3 separate regions of the Homo sapiens genome follow, and regions 1 and 2 are each linked to region 3. A link is a loop called in an ENCODE intact Hi-C map of the cell type or tissue named here. Cell type or tissue: endothelial cell of umbilical vein. All regions are shown on one strand.

Evidence for each region. Peaks named below come from ENCODE experiments on the same cell type or tissue, not always from the same donor. Only the 100,000 strongest peaks of a DNase experiment are listed, where the experiment ranks them.
Region 1: it touches region 3 in a loop (3-fold over the local background); 2 of 110 quality-filtered maps call a loop at or near these places.
Region 2: a loop joins it to region 3, with 4 times the contacts of the local background. A loop is called at or near these places in 22 of 110 quality-filtered maps.

What each region holds. Positions count from the first base shown.
Region 1 is chr1:66,502,764-66,505,263 of GRCh38, forward strand. No RefSeq gene overlaps it. Among named protein-coding and RNA genes, the nearest start is that of SGIP1, 30 kb to the right of the region's middle. In endothelial cell of umbilical vein, a CTCF peak has its summit at 1,308; a DNase peak (open chromatin) is centred at 1,288.
Region 2 is chr1:66,252,279-66,254,778 of GRCh38, forward strand. The region is part of intron 4 of PDE4B (phosphodiesterase 4B); the gene reads left to right. Among named protein-coding and RNA genes, the nearest start is that of PDE4B-AS1, 200 kb to the left of the region's middle. In endothelial cell of umbilical vein, a CTCF peak has its summit at 1,216; a DNase peak (open chromatin) is centred at 1,243.
Region 3 is chr1:66,335,161-66,337,660 of GRCh38, forward strand. The region is part of intron 8 of PDE4B (phosphodiesterase 4B); the gene reads left to right. Among named protein-coding and RNA genes, the nearest start is that of SGIP1, 200 kb to the right of the region's middle. RefSeq lists enhancers at 1,776-1,825, 1,886-1,935. In endothelial cell of umbilical vein, no CTCF peak of the experiment used is centred here; DNase peaks (open chromatin) are centred at 111 and 981; H3K4me3 peaks cover 828 bases; H3K27ac peaks cover 2,500 bases.

The DNA of each region.
Region 1 (2,500 bases), 170 kb after region 3:
AATGTAAAAACTAAAACACTGGTGGGGTCCAGCCAAAGCTGTATTTAAAGGAATTGTGTACTGTAAATGGTAATACTGGGAAATAAAAAGAAGGAAGGCTTAAAATACATGAGCCATGCATTCACCTTAAGAAGTTAGAATGAAAACAAGAGAATAAACCCAAGGAAAGTAGAAGAAAGGGTATTTATTATAAAAATAAAATCAAAAATGGATTGAATAGACAACAAAGATACAATAGAGAAGTTTGGCAAACCAAATTCAGTAATGTATAACAAAATGAATATGTAATATCTGTGTGGAATTTATATCAGCTATTCAAGATTTAAAATGTTAAAAAGCCAAGTAATGTAATTGGACACCTTATGTTCTTAAGAAAGGAGAAAAAAGTATGAAAATCTCAGTAGATGTGGGAAACGCACTCAATAGAATGTAACCCCCATTTATGATGATAAACTGAGAAACAAAGGGAATTTTCTTAATCTGATATTGATTTGCTCTTTAAACTCTATGAGGAAATATCATATTCAATGTGGTACTTACCATTGCTTCATTTTATAGTAGAGACCAACTTATACTGTAATAATATAAACTCCTGCAAGGAAATGTGTTTTCTGTATGGGTACTAGGTATACTGGGTCGCATTTTAACATAACAATAAATAGTTAACTTTTCCACTGGACAAATAAACCTTGAGATACATGATTATTGGAACAGGACAATAATACAGGACCTTGCATCTAATTAGTAAGGTGGGTTCAAAAATTGCATGATGCACCATGGAAAATCTTTCTCATTTTATGAGAATGACATTTGAAAAAAATTGAAAAAAAATTGTTACTTGGCTGTTTCTAGAATTATCCTTTCTAGATTAAAAACAAAAACAAACAAAACTTCCACTTATGATCTCTGAAGGCAGAGAGAACTGGGCTAAAATTCTAATTCTTCCTTTTACTAGCTATTTACTCTTTGGAAGATACTTAAACTGCCTGTTTCTCAGTTTATCTGTAAAATGGGAATGATCACATCTGTATCATAAGGTGTTATACAAATTAAAGAAACACAGAATTTACCATGCACCCGGCACAAGGTCAAAGCTCAACAAATAGATAACAAATTCATATCTATTTGTATTTCCATGTCTATTTCTCTTTTGGAGTAGCTCAGACTTTAAAATCCTACTTACACATTCCTGATTTTATATTTAGCTGCACATTGGGAAATGAAGGCAAAAAGTCTGCATCTAAGACTAGGACTGAGTATTAAAGGTGGAACAGCACCCTCCTGAGGACAAAGTGGATTTGACAGCCATTGTCACCTCAAGAGTCCTTAGACGGTAGCTAGCTGCCACTTGCCTTGGGAACCAGAACCAGCAACATAATTGGCAAGGCTCAGGGCAGAATAAAAATATGGTGCCCTTTGTTTAAAAAGTATCTAGAATTTTGAGACAGCAATAACAGAGCATTAAGCCAAGCAAAGGACCCCTTGAGCTATAGGGTGTTTTGTTACTCCATGGTTGCATGCCCATAAAGCATCTCTCTCCATTTTCACTCATAGAGAAACAGGATTTGGTTCTTATTATTAAACCAAAAGATCTCTTATGTATGATCTTTAGTCAGTAAAACTTAGTTTCAGTTTGGTGTTTTGCTGGAAGACATATCCGGACAGTCAGTTTCCTTCCACTGGGTGTTTTTTTTTTCTTTCTGTAAACAAACTTTATTTGCATTCTCTTATTAACATTAAAGGTTTACTGAGTTTAGTAAGAATAAAAACTCTCTGTAAATGTAATTACTTTTAGAATTTATTTCCTTTTAAAAGTGTTCCTAAAGGAATTCCTGAAACACATCAAATTTTTCAGATCGTTACCTCTGAGGAAAGGCAGAAGTGATGAGAATTTTGGAGGAGAACATGGGAGAAGAGCTTCGACTCTACCTATAATATTTTATTTCCAAATCTAAATACATATTAAAATTCAATAAAGCTGGGTGGTAGGCATACATATAATATATTCAACTCTGTAAGCTTCTGCCTTTGCAATTTTTTATGATAAAAGTATTTCCAAAAATCCTAAACTAATTATGGTCTTTAAATATAATTTGGGGGAGTTAAAAAAAGAATCTGAATTTAAGTTCTGCCATGCAGTGTGGCTGCATGAACTTGGCCACGTTCCTTTAACTCCTTGAGCTTCCATTCTCTTATAAATTGAGAGGGTTGAACATATAATCTTTAAAGCCCCTTTTAGGCTATTAATCTTTACTTCCATGAAACAAACAATATATTTAGAACATAATTTGATATAAGTTACAATTTCTCAATGTGCATAATTAATTGTGAAGTGGTGGGGCAGTGGGGTAAAACTTGGTAAACCTAAAGTCTAACTGAAAAGAGAATACAGTATGTGGGTATTTTTCCTTCTCTCAACTTTGCTTTTAAGAGAAACAGGCTAACCATGAAAACAAAAACAAACAAACAAAAACACATCAAAAGCCTCATGTCAAATATT
Region 2 (2,500 bases), 83 kb before region 3:
CTTGATTGCAATGGACAGACATGAATTAAGATTAAAGAAGCTCTCATCAGCTGGAAATACAGACATGCAACCCTTTAATTATGGATGCCCTTCAACTTACAATGTCCCAAAAAGCCCATCCTAAGTTGAAAATGCATTTAACACACCTAACCTACCAAACATTACAGCTTAACCTAACCTACCTTAAATGTGCTCAGAACACTTACATTAGTGTACAGTTGGGCAAATCATCCAAAGCAAAGCCTATTTTATAATAAAGTGTTCGATATCTCATGTAATTGAATACTGTACTGAAAGTGAAAAACAGGAAGGTTGTATGGGTACTCAAAGTATAGTTTCTGCTGAATGCATATGGCTTTTGCGCCATTGTGAACTCAAAAATTGTAAATTGGGCAGGGCGTGGTGGCCTGTAATCCCAGCACTTTGGGAGGCTAAGGTGGGTGGATCGCTTGAGTTTGAGACCAGCCTGGACAACGTGGCGAAGCCCTGTCTCTACAAAAAATACAAAAACTTAGCTAGGAGTAGTGGTGCGTGCTTGTGGTCCCAGCTCCTCAGGAGGCTGAGATAGCAGGATCACTTGAGCCAGAGAGGTGGAGGTTGCAATAAGCTAAGATTGTGCCACTGCACTCCAGTCTAGGTAATAGAGTGAGACTCTGTCTCCAAAAAATAAATAAATAAATAAAATAAGTAAAATAATCGTTAAGTTGAGGACCATCCATATAAAAATAAAGATACCTACTGGTATTGATAATAACTATAACTCAATAACTAATCTGCTTTTATGTGCTAAGCACTGTTATCAAGAGTTGTACATATGTAATAATTAATTTAATTTTCACAGAACCCTGTTTGACAGGTAAAAATGTTGAGACATGGAGAGGTTACCTAATGTCGCATAGCTAGTAATAATGCAGCTGAGAAACAAACCAATTCACTTTGGCTCCAAAATCTGTGCTGTTAACCACTATAGTATATATCTCTCCATATGACAGACAAAAATTAAGGAAATTACAAGTTAATTTCTGTGTGTAGTGAGAAAACAGAGAAAGGTGGAATGAATTAATAAAATTCAGAGTGTGGCAGTGAAAGGCAGTATTTCTGCTTTCTAGAAAATCATTTTATTGTTTAGAGCAGACCTACATACACTCAATTCTATGACTCAGTACTAAGACTGGAGTGCTCATTTCGTTATTCTACAAATTTGTAATGTGCTGGCTTTGTCACTAGATGTTGCTCTTGCAATGCAATGATTCTGAATATCTGGACTTGCTCCTGAGAGGCATTGCCTTCTCCAGGGGTTTGGGAAAGTAAGAAGTGTATCAGTTTTCATAATCAATCAAATGTTTTATAATTTCTATGCCATTTGATTCTTAACTAGTGATTTATCAAATTATGATTTTTAAAAATTTATAATAGTTCCATAAATAATCTGGTTGCACTCTAAGAGAAGTTTTTTGTTTTGTTTTGTTTCTTTTCTGTTACTTTCTATAAATTATCTGATAGATTCTCTAATAGCAATTTTCTAACATACAGCATTAGCTTTGGCAGCTCAAATTGTTTAAGGGAACCAATGCTGGGCATCTGTAAAATCCATTTTTTGCTTCTGAATGTTCTGTTCTCCTAAACTTCAAAAGTTCCATAATGATAAAGTCATGTTGACATTATGCCCTATTAATGTTTCTTTATCTCCCTTTAATCTTTGGATTGTACAGTTTTAATAACTCCTCCAACTCATTCAACAGTACATCAGCTCAAGGTACCACCTATGCATGAGATTTACTTATATTAATTAGCTTTTATTAGATACTAGACTCTGGAAATCCGGGAGTCATAGAAGATGCACTTAAATCTAAATCCGTTATCTTGTCCCAAATTCATCCTGTTGTCTTATGAACAATGTGAACTTCACATCAGAAATCAGAACACTTCACTTGACTAGCCTAAAAAAAAAGAAAGAAAGAAGAAAAGCAAGAAAGCAAGAAAGAAGGAAAGAAAAGAATCAGAACAAACCACAAGATCTTCACCCATCTCAAAGTTCATCTTGGGAAAAAAGGTTGGAAAGGGTCAGTTTCTGATACAGTTCACCACACTCCATTTATCACAACTGCTCCTGTCTTGATTATTTTTTCTTTTTTGTATCTCTCCAAGAACCCTGAGGCTCTTCCTTTGGCTCCCTATTTATATGTACCCCCACCTCATGGGGCCACTTCCTGCCATGGCCTTAACTATCCCTACTTTTGTAGGAAACCCCTAAATCTATAGCTCGAATTCCCATATCTCAGTCTTCCTGCTCGATGTCTCCACCCGGATACAAATCAGTACCTTTAAGTTCAACGTGTACCTTAAAAACTCAGTGACTACCTTAAACTCCCCCAACAGGAGGGGAAACTCCTCATTTCCTTATTTCTACTCACGGCTTCACTGTTTTCTCAGATATCCATTTTTTAAATTGAAAATTATATTTCTTTATGACCCCTTATCCAATTAAATGTCAAGTTCT
Region 3 (2,500 bases):
CTCTGAGTTGCAGATCTGGAAGTGATGTGAAGAAATGTTATAGAGGGAGTGTACTTATCAGTGGTATCCACTACATTTTTGCAAAAACTCTGTGTTCCTAGTTCTGTTTCAGCTACGTGGCCACTAAGTTTTGTTTGCAATGTCTGATCTTAAGAACAGCGATAGGTGAAATTGTGTTATGCTGAGGGGTATTTGGGAATTACATAAGTGCAGTCTACATGCAACTGGTAGAGAGTTAACTGTGTTTGGTGGAGGAAAAGCAAGCATCTTTCATCTTTACTTCATCTAGGTAGGGTTGTGCTTTTTTAGTTTGTTTGTTTTCCTTAATCCTTTAAATTTTGAAGAAAACTGAGTGATTCAAATCTCCTAAAAGACTTTCTCAAATGTACTTCATAGCCTAGAGAGTTAGCTAAGAAACATCGTCCTCTGTTTGGCCCAAATTTCTCTGATCCCTTAATGCTGGCCACAGTCCAGATGGAATTCCAGAATTTTAGAGAATGGTGCTGCCAGGTAGGTTAGTCTTGTAAATTATTTTCCTCCAAGAATTACTAGAAGATGGAATAAGTTCAGCAGAAGTTTTACAAGGCAATGGTATTGTTATTTAAGATGAAAAGGATGGCTAGTGAACCTCCTGCCAGCTGCCCAAATTCGATTAGACATGTTAGAGCTAGCCGTTTTGCTTAACAACAGATTGCCTTCTTAGAATTGTTCATTAATTTTGTGTTTCAATTTTCATCACCTCCTGAATTAGAAGAATTGTCTTACACTTCAGCAAAATGCATCAGAGCATGAGTTCCTCAGTGGCAAAACAGTCAGATGTTTTGAAAACAGGATGCTTTGGCTCTCCATTATAAAAAGAGGAACGGAAAGAGAAACAGTATAGAAAGGAAGAAAGCAAATAGCCTCAGCAGGGTCCCCAGCCCAACAACGGCATAAACAGTGACCTATCTTCCTGACCTTCACTGTGGCTCAGTTCCTGACCTCGTGTCACCAAAGCCAACCAACGTCATTAGAGGAGGATAGGAGGAATGGCGCAGCTGCTGTGAGGGTGACTACAATTTCCTGTCTCCTTCCTGACAGACGCAGTCAGTAAAGTACAGGGTTGCAACAACAGTGGCTGAGGAAGGACCAACCCAGAACAATCCCAGGGAGGCGTAATTGTGACTGGCGGGGAATGGGGAGGTGTTCCTTCCCTCATTGTACTGAGAAACCTAGTCTTTCACCTAGAATTTTCAGGTGAAAAACGTCAAAAGGGTCATTCTTACCCAGAATGCTAAATGTTTTTCAAAAGATGAACATACTGTGGTATTCAGAAAAGCTATATTCAAGCAACTAGTCACTGTCTTCACTTCCCCCACAAACGCCCTCCACTGTCCTTTTCATTCTCCATTGGTTTGGCTCTGGGGCTGTTTTATATGCAGAACAAAGGTTGGGTGCTGCTGGGTGAAAATGGATATTCTGTTGTTGAAGAGTGGCCCTGTGTATTAGTACTTTTTTTTTAGAATGAAGCATTAGGACTTAGCACTTGAGTAAATGTTTGCTAAGATAGAAATGGAAGATAGATGGTCCTTCTTCTCTTAAGGCATTGTGAAGTCGGCTACAGATAACCATCATGAGGAAGTGAGTCCTCCTGGCTATGCAGGCTTATTTTTCCAGTTCTTCAGGTGCAGCCATACTACAGTACTAAACATGGAGCACAAAGGCAACTAATTGCCAGTGCTCTTGGGTTTGCAGGATAAAGTCACACTATTCTACCAGGCCCCGAGCCAGCTGGGAATTAGGCTGCATGACACTGGATGGTGATCATGACAGGCTGATTGCCCTAATGAGGGGTGAACCATTTTGTATTTAACTAAATAATCAATAACTATGGAAAATGCCAGCTCCTGCAGAACTGACAGGAAATAGATCTTACTGGCCAATGGATTCATCTTAGAACTCTGTAAGAGAGAGGGTAGACAGGCGCTCAGTCCTTGAAAGGAATATTCATGCCACTTTTGCCTAAAATGTAATGATATGATTACAGCAGTGCCGCCCTTAGCATAAGATGCATCCATTTGCTGGGCCCTGTGCTGTAATCAGAGGGCCTTAGCCTGGCCTTCCTTCTGCTGCCCTCCACCCAAGGAAGTAAGGAGTTGGCCGGGCCAAGGGAGCAGCTTTGCTCCCCTCTCTAAACTACATTTTGCATCTGCTGGACCCCCACATTCTCTGTCCAAATGGCTTTGAACCCACTTCCCGGCCACACAAGCCTCTTCCTGGGATGTGCTGCAGGCATACACACCCTTAGGCCTAAGGAGTTTAACCAAGAGGCAGCAATGAGAGGTGTGAAGAGACTTGTGTAGGAGGAACTTGGGTAAGCAGGCTGCGGTCCAGGGCTCACGACGGCTGCTCACAGGTCCCTGGAGATGGAAGGACATGGGGAAAGAGGAGGGCCAACCCATATCCAAGGAGTTCAAGAATTCTAAATTCAACCTGACCTTCCAGGCTGTTATGGAGGGAT